Linked DNA regions of Homo sapiens: regions 1 and 2 are each linked to region 3. Evidence: chromatin contacts called from ENCODE Hi-C or POLR2A ChIA-PET data. All regions are on one chromosome and are shown on one strand. The core of a region is the stretch at or near the end of the contact, and the rest is flanking DNA. Distances in the headings are between cores, read along the strand shown.

The links. Hi-C counts contacts between places; a loop is a spot of excess contacts on that map. ChIA-PET counts read pairs that join two places held with the same protein, here RNA polymerase II (POLR2A). Pooled maps may share reads with other maps.
Region 1: a map of mesothelial cell of epicardium shows a loop between it and region 3 (13-fold over the local background). The contact joins two enhancer-like sites. A Hi-C loop is called at or near these places in 1 of 168 maps with a recorded cell type or tissue (mesothelial cell of epicardium), 1 of 37 single-sample maps with no recorded cell type and 11 of 50 pooled maps.
Region 2: a pooled map shows a loop between it and region 3 (2.9-fold over the local background). The contact joins the promoter of ZNF786 here to the enhancer-like site in region 3. A Hi-C loop is called at or near these places in 1 of 37 single-sample maps with no recorded cell type and 8 of 50 pooled maps. POLR2A ChIA-PET finds 5 or more read pairs at or near these places in 1 of 52 experiments (activated naive CD4-positive, alpha-beta T cell).

The regions. Positions count from the first base shown.
Region 1 is chr7:149,064,618-149,067,317 of GRCh38, forward strand. No RefSeq gene overlaps it. Among named protein-coding and RNA genes, the nearest start is that of ZNF786, 25 kb to the right of the region's middle. RefSeq lists an enhancer at 688-1,570 and a silencer at 1,060-1,289. Within about 2 kb of position 1,319, at least 38 of the 41 ENCODE cell types and tissues checked have a DNase peak (open chromatin) inside an H3K27ac peak, as active enhancers do.
Region 2 is chr7:149,089,372-149,092,071 of GRCh38, forward strand. It overlaps ZNF786 (zinc finger protein 786), which reads right to left and starts at 1,347. Exons shown (of 4, transcript NM_152411.4): 1 at 1,252-1,347. The coding sequence starts at 1,269. RefSeq lists silencers at 1,289-1,588, 1,709-2,198.
Region 3 is chr7:148,259,329-148,262,028 of GRCh38, forward strand. All of the region lies in intron 20 of CNTNAP2 (contactin associated protein 2), which reads left to right. Among named protein-coding and RNA genes, the nearest start is that of C7orf33, 330 kb to the right of the region's middle. Within about 2 kb of position 1,448, at least 3 of the 41 ENCODE cell types and tissues checked have a DNase peak (open chromatin) inside an H3K27ac peak, as active enhancers do.

The sequences.
Region 1 (2,700 bases), core at 69-2,568, 810 kb after region 3:
ACCATTAACATTAATAATACCACGCCTGTAATCCCAGCACTTTGGGAGGCCAAGGCAGGCGGGCACGTGGTCAGGAGTTCGAGACCAGCCTGGCCAATATGGTGAAACTCAGTCTCTACTAAAAATACAAAGCTTAGCCGGACATGGTGGTGCGTGCCTGTAGTCCCAGCAACTCAGGAGGCTGAGGCAGGAGAATCACTTGAACCTGAGAGGCGGAGGTTGCAGTGAGCCGAGATCGCGCCACTGCACTCCAGCCTGGGCAACTGAGTGATACTCCGTCTCACTCACACACACACACACTCGCCGGGGGGGGGGGGGGGTGGCGCACGCCTGTAATCCCAGCTACACACACACACACACACACACACACACACACACTAGCCGGGCGTGGTGGCGCACGCCTGTAATCCCAGCTGCTTGGGAAGCTGAGGCACGAGAATCGCTTGAACCCGGGAGGCGGAGGTTGCAGTCGGCTGACATGGCACCACTGCACTCCAGCCTGGGTGACAGAGCGAGACTCCGTCTTAAATAAATAAATAAAAAGAAAATGGAAGTGCCTAATATTGCAATTCAGCATTGTACTTTCACATGTGCCCTTTATGGGAATCCTTTTCTTTTCTCACCCGTAATTTCCTGTTCTTTCTCCCAATCTGCACCTCATCCAGCAGAGTCTCCGCCCACAAGCTGCGCTTAGGGAAGCAGGCACTCTCCGGAAACTCTGGACTGAGTAAAATCAATGGGTGCGTGCGGGACTCCTCCACTGATTCTTTGATTCCACAGCATTTGTACAGCACCCACGGGGGCCCCACACTAGGTGGGAAACGAAGATGAAAAGTCGCAGTCTCTGTTCCAAAGACCGCAGAGCCCAGGGCTGCGTTTCCTTCCCGGCCTTTTGTCCAGGCCCCAGGGAGCGAGCTGGGGGAAGGCTCCCCGGCCAGGGCTTCCCCACAGATTTTACTAGGTCAGGGCAGCCCCGGGGAGGCGCCTCCTCCCAGCCGGAACCGCCCGACTCCGCTTCGTCCTCTTGGGCCCACGGACCACTCCCCACTGCCCCAGCCCCAACACCTGCAGATCCTGCGAGCCCGAGCCCTCCCGCGACCGCCCAGAGAGGGTCTGACACCCGAAGGGGAACCCCAGGGACTAGTCCTGCCGTAGTCTAAGCTCTGGTCTCGCGGAGGAAAAGCAGGGGCGGCCCCCGTACGCGGGGCCTGCGCCCTTCAGCCCCAGCCCCACCCTGCGCGACCCCGGGATCTCGCTCGGCGGCGGCCGTTGCCCAGGGCACAGGCAGGGCATGCTGAGAACGCTCTGCCTTTCCTGTGCCTGGACACGGCTCGGGCTGGGATCCCACAGCGCCGCCTTCTGGCGGGAGGCACCCCCGCGGCGCTGTGCATTCTGGGCTCCCTGGATCTCTGAACTTGAATTGGAGCTGCTCCAAGCTCTCCAGAGATAACCTCCTTTAGGGTTACACGAGATTGCCTCTGAAATTGATAGGTATGTAAATTAGTAGGGATTTGGAGAATGTGTAACGTCGCCATTTTCGGTTTCAATTTTTGCTACTACAAGCCGCCTGTCTTCACAATGAAACTGTGTTATCGGCCGGGCGCGGTGGCTCATGCCTATAATCCCAGCACTTTAGGAGGCTGAGGCGGGCGGATCACCTGAGGTCAGGAGTTTGAGACCAGCCTGGCCAACATGGTGAAACCCCGTCTCTACTAAAAATACAAAAATTAGCCGGGCGTGGTGGCACGCGCCTGTAGTCCCAGCTACTCGGGTGGCTGAGGCGGGAGAATCACTTGAACCCAGGAGGTGAAGATTGCAGTGAGCCGAGATCGCACCACTGCACTCCAGCCTGAGCAACAGAGCAAGATTCCGTCTCAAAAAAAAAAAAAAAGAAAAAAGAAACTGTTATTAAATAAAATAATAGGAGTCCATTGGTTCGGACTCAGCTCCAGCACTAGGCTCCAAGAGACCACACCAAGATGGAGTTACTCATGCAAAAGTGCCACATCACCAAACAGGCCAGCATAAGGAAGACCCCTCTGCTTTTTTTTTTTTTTTTTTTTTTTGAGACAGAGTCTCACTCTGTCGGCCAGGCTGGAGTGAAGTGGCACAATCTTGGCTCACTGCAACCTCTGCTTCCCGGGCTCAAGCACTTCTCCTGCCTCAGCCTCCCAAGTAACTGGGATTACAGGGGTGTGTCACCACGCCCGGCTAATTCTTGTATTTTTAGTAGAGACGGGGGTTTCACCATGTTGGCCAGGCTGGTCTTGAACTCCTGACCTCAGGTAATCCACCTGCCTCGGCCTCCCAAAGTGCTGGGATTACAAGTGTGAGCCACCGTGCCCGGCCAGAAGACACCCCCTCTGCTTTAACCTTTAGAAGAAAAAAGTAACTTTGAAACAACCAACCCACTTTTAGTTTTCTGTTTCTGCTTTTCCCAAGCTTTTTCTGTCCATAAAACCAACCGCGGGCCGGGTGCAGTGGCTCACACCTATAATCCCAGCACTTTGGGAGGCCAAGGTGGGCAGATCACGAGATCAGGAGTTCGAGACCAGCCTGGCCATCCTGGTGAAACCCCCGTCTCTACTAAAAATACAAAAAATTAGCCAGGCATGGTGGCGCATACCTGTAATCCCAGCTACTTGGGAGGCTGAGGCAGAATTGCTTGAACCCAGGAGGTGGAGGTTGCAGTGAGCCAAG
Region 2 (2,700 bases), core at 97-2,596, 830 kb after region 3:
TGGCGCCATCTCAGTTCGCTGCAACCTCCACCTCCCGAGTTCAAGCAATTCTCCCTACCTCAGCCTCCCGAGGAGCTGGGATTACAGGCGTCCGCCACCACACTCAGCTAATTTTCGTATTTTTTAGTAGAGACAGTTTTTCGCCATGTTGGCCAGGCTGGTCTTGAACTCCTGACGTCAAGTGATCTGCCCACCTCGGCCTCTCAAAGTGCTGGGATTACAGGCGTAAACCACGGCGCCTGGCCTGAATGTCACAAGTTTTAAAATCCATTCTTTTACTCATTAATAATTTATTTTCAGGTCTGTGATTTGGCTGTTTATATCCTTTCCCCATATATATAGGTATGTATATATTTTTGGAGACGGAGTTTCGCTCTTGTTGCCCAGGCTGGAGTGCAATGGTGCAGTCTCGGCTCACTGCAACCTCCGTCTCCCGGGTTCAAACAATTCTCCTGCCTGAGCCTCCCGAGTAGCTGGGATTACAGGCGCCCGCCATCATGCCAGGCTAATTTTTTGTATTTTTAGTAGAGTTGGGGTTTCACCATGTTGGCCAGGCTGGTCTCGAACTCCCGACCTCACGTGATCCACCCGCCTCGGCCTCCCAAAGTGCTGGGATTACAGGCGTGAGCCACCGCGCCCGGCCTAATTCATTTAATAATCAGCAAAAATCCTCAACATTAAAGTTTACAAGATAAAAATACCCTCTAAACCTCGATTTTAAGAAACCACTAACTTAATTTTTTGTATCCTCTTCTACTCTTCCCAACGTATCATCTTACACTCAACCCAAATCACGCTAGACAATAAATTCTGACATTGAAGCCCCCGCCAAACACCATTTCAACCATTCGGAATCTTAAACTTTTTGGAACAGTTGTTCTGATTTCGGTGACTATGATGTAAAACTGGTTGACCTGTAACATCCACCTCTGGCCCCAAACCTTTCTATCCTTTCCACCGTCCGCTCCCCGTCCGCCCGGCATCCTCGCCCAGGCTCCGCCCCGCTCCTAGGTCGGCCTCGGTCCACGCTCGGCTTTGTCCAGGGGTTTGGCCACGGACAAGCCGCGGGAGCGGAGGCCACCTGCTCACCGCAGGGCCCGGAATCCACATCCCCAGCAGAAGCAGCCTGCAGACTCCGTCCTACCCGTGCACCGCGCGCACTCACGGGGACCCCAGGACACGGGCGAGCCCGGAACCCGAGGACCCACCACGACCCCGAAACCGGGCGTCCAAACAGGCTAGCCCGCTTACCCGAGGCGGCTCCGCCATGGTCCCCGCGGTCCCGCCCGGCCCTGGCAAACCCGACCGTCTCCGGCGGCTCCGCAGGAACCTGCCCTGCTGCGCACTGACTCCCCTCCGCTCCGCCCCAACCCGACTCCCACGCACAGCCCGGGTGGCCCCCAAACGCAGCGCCGGCCGGGCGCGGTGCATGCTGGGACCCGGCGCCCGGCCGCGGCTGCCGCTCAGTCCTACAGCGCCTCCTGCGGGAGGAAGAAGCGGCGCTGCCTGAGCGTCGGTCCTCAGAGGAGGGACCCAGGGGCCCGGGCGCCCTCAGAGCAGGCCGCAGCACGCCGGTCTTTGAGGGACCCTCGGATTCCCGGGATCTGGGGAGGGAAGCGGTCAGAGACAAGCTGAGGAGCTGGCCGGAGGGGAAACGGAGGGGCAGGACATGGAGAGATCAGGGACAGGGACAGGGAGAGATCAGGGACAGGGACAGGGAGACGCGCTCCACAGAAACCCAGACTGAGAGGCAGCGAGAGGGGAACCTCCGGTGCGGTTCCTCCCAAAGCCGCCCCCGAGACAGGCTTCGTCTGTGAGGGGGTCCCGGGAATCCAGCGAGGCCGGAAAGTGGGTGGGGGGCGCGCGCTGCCCGCGGTGGCCCGGGGCATCCGTCCCGCCGGGGGCGCGGAGGCCGTGGGGGCCCCATGCTTGTCCCGCCGGGGACGCGGAGGCGGGGTCCGCCCACCAGGTCCGGTCGCCGTGGGTCTAGAGCCCTCCGGGCTCCCCGGGCGGCCACGCTCCTTCCTTAGCAGAGAACGGCCTTGGGCAGAGACCCCATGCGGAAGCCACCCCGGCCTCAGGGCCGCCTGCAGGGACTCAGGGTGGCCCAAGGCTGCGGTCGGGCACCCCGGGCCCCGGCAGGAGACAGAGACAGAGTAGGAGGAGAAGACGGAGGAGGCCATGACACAGGGCGTGAGAAACACGAGAACGCAAGAACAGGGGAGAGGTGGGGAAACCAGGAAGAGACAGAAAGGAGAGAGGGCGAGGAAGGGGGTGGCGATTGTCTCCAGAAAATCAACCTCGCATTCTGTCTTAGTCATGTCTTAGGTGTCAGGCTGAAGTAGCAAAGGAAAAGTGTGTAGTTTGGAGAGGATGTGCATAAGAAATAAAATAGTCCCTGCGTAGGCTGAGGAGCATATACGCATCTGTGTTTGCCACAGAATCGTGAAATGTACATGCACCTTACTGTTTAACGTTTTTTATTTTTACAACTGTTATACAGTACAATTTTTTTTTTTTGGAGACAAAGTCTCACTCTTGTCACCCAGGCTGGAGTGCTGTGGCGCAATCTCGGCTCACTGCAACCTCTGTCTCCTGGATTCAAGCAATTCTCCTGCCTCAGCCTCCCGAGTAGCTGGGATTACAGGCATTTGCCACCACGCCCGGCTAATTTTTGTATTTTTAGTAGAGACGAGGTTT
Region 3 (2,700 bases), core at 198-2,697:
CTGGATGACAGAATAAGACCCTGCCTCAAAAAAAAAAAAAAGAAACTCCTTAGTCATACACCTAAAGCCAATCTCTCCATAATCACTTTATTGGGAATAAAATGATATTTTGAAGAAAAAAGATGATATATTCTAAATTCAATATCGCTGAGCTAATTCCAAGTATTCCCTAAAATTAACGATTAGGAAAAACAGCAAGAAATCCTAGGCCTTTGTCTAGGCCATGGAAAAAGCGGGATCTGCCTTGAAATTGTGTCCTTCATCTCAGGAGATGGGGCCCGGCCCCTCCACCGGTCCAGGAGAACCCACGCCATTTAGGTATTTCTTCTTTAGCTTCTCCACTGCATCCCCAAAGCGTAAACGGCTGATGAAATCCCTTCAAACTCTGCCAACGCAAACTGTGGCTTAAAAATGGAAATGAATGGATATTGCAAAATAATACCTGAATAGACGTTAAAGCTTTAAGCTCCACGTGTAAGACACAAGGTCCTGCCTAAATCAGTATGCTTCTAATGGCTTCATGGCAAATGTTGAACAAGTTAGTGTTCACTCAAGGTTGTCCTGGGGTACATGGAGTCACAGTCTTTAATTTTAATGAGCCTCTATTACACAATCTCTTATCGCCTCTTAACTGCCAGTGAAATGACCACCAGCTAAATGTACAGCAAAATACATTTCTACAAAAGAGCTCACTTGGACCCCAAAGAAATTACCTTGAAATTATTACACTTAACCGTGGCAAATGCACCAGGGTTCATTTGAAAAGAGGTGGCCACCTGGCAATACGAGTGAAATCATATAATATGTCATTTCCTTAGGCTTTTCATGTTAAGCTTTTCTCGCTATATCTGATTTAAAGTATTTTCTCTTTTAAATGTAAATATTTAAAATGTAGCTGATCCTCTCCCTCTCCTAATTGAGGTGACTGGGCTAGTTCAAGAGACTGTGGCCTGCAGCTCACCGTTTTGTCTCTGGAGTCAGAGTGCCAGCCTTGGTACTTACTCTGTGACTGGACACTTTATAATATCAAAGATACGAGATCATACCTATCTAATATCTATTCAATAAGACAATACATATTAAAAGATCAGCACAAAGCCTTGTACACAGCAGTTGCTCAATATGTGCTTCCTCCTTTTTCCTACTATTGAATCCCACCAGCCAAGACCAGAACTATATCTGCAGTTGGACAAAGTTGGGTTTATCCCTTGTTGCAGTGAGGGCTTAGCAGTTTGAGTCAAACGGGAGCTGGAAACCACAGTCGGTTAAAATGGGGTGATAAATAGAAGCATTAACTATGGCAAACAGCAACTCCAAGATGTAAGGAAATCCGTGCAGTTTCCTAGTGGCCCCCTAGGGCTGAGGGAGCCCATCCAGGGACAACCTCGGTGGGTGTCTGACCGTAATGGAGGCAAAGCTGCCCCTGTCTCCTCTGACAGTCTCCAGCTGGGCCTGAGAGTTAAGTTGACGTAGGAGAGACTAACAGAGGAAACGCAAGCCAATGTTTACAGGCATGTGAGGGCCTTCACAGGACACCAAGATCCAAAAGCAGCCAGGCCTAAGTGCTTATGCAACAGGGTGAACAAAAAGTAGTAATTTTGAAAAAGTAACTAACTATATGGAGATACTAAAGACAAGGGTTATTTTAACAAGAGCTTTTTAACTGTCAAAACACTTTTTGTTTGTACCGATTTCCCTCGGCCTCAACTCCCCGCCTCTGGAGAGAAGAATGTTCTTTTCTTCCTGGTAGAGAGAAGCCATCTTCCATATGAAAGTTTCATCTCCTGCTTTCAGGAAGAAAAGGGGAGGTCAGAGTGTCCTTTGTGCATCTGTTGTTTTTCTTTTTTTCTTTGAGATGGAGTCTCACTCTCACCCAGGCTGGAGTGCAGTGGCACCATCTCGGCTCACTGCAACCTCTGCCTCCCGGGTTCAAGCGAGTCTCCTGCTTCAGCCTCTCAAGTAGCTGGGACCACAGGCGTGCACCACCATGCCCGGCTAATTTTTGTCTTTTAGTAGAGATGGGGTTTCACCATGTTGGCCAGGCTGGTCTCGAACTCCTGACCACAGGTGATCCGCCCACTTTGCCCCCCAAAGTGCTGGGATTATAGGCGTGAGCCACCACGCCCAACGCATCTGTTGTTTTTCAAGTGCCTTTAGCTCAAAATTGTCCCCATCTCAAGCCAGCATATCTGGAGGTGGCGTGTTCTGAAGCCCTTCAGGACCTTGCTGGAGAAGGTGTGTCTGCCTGGCAGAGAGCAGAGACCCCTGCTTAGCCAAGCTGGAGCTGGTCCGGAATTGCTGGGGGAGCGACAGGCTGGCTGCCCTCTGGAGTGCAGGTGGGGGAGCAGGCAATAGCAATGGCGGTGGGGGTGAGAGTGAGGGGCTACCAGGGCGGTTCAGACACACGTCCAGAGGTCTGTGGGCAGGTTGCCATGGCTGAGACGCTAGGGTCACAGAGGGTTCTCTTAAAAGGCCTGCGACTCAGACAGGCTTCACCTCATGTCCTCGCACTCTGGGCAGAGCCTCTGCTATCCCCCTCCTCGAGCCTGTGCTGGAAATTGCAGTAAGCCCCTTCCTCTTGCAGTGTCCCTCCAGAGCACGCTACTGAGAAAGCTTGACATTGTGCTCACCTTAAAAGCAAAATCTTTAAGGAATTCCATTGTTTATCATAGAGCTTATATTGAAGGGTGCATTGGGAGC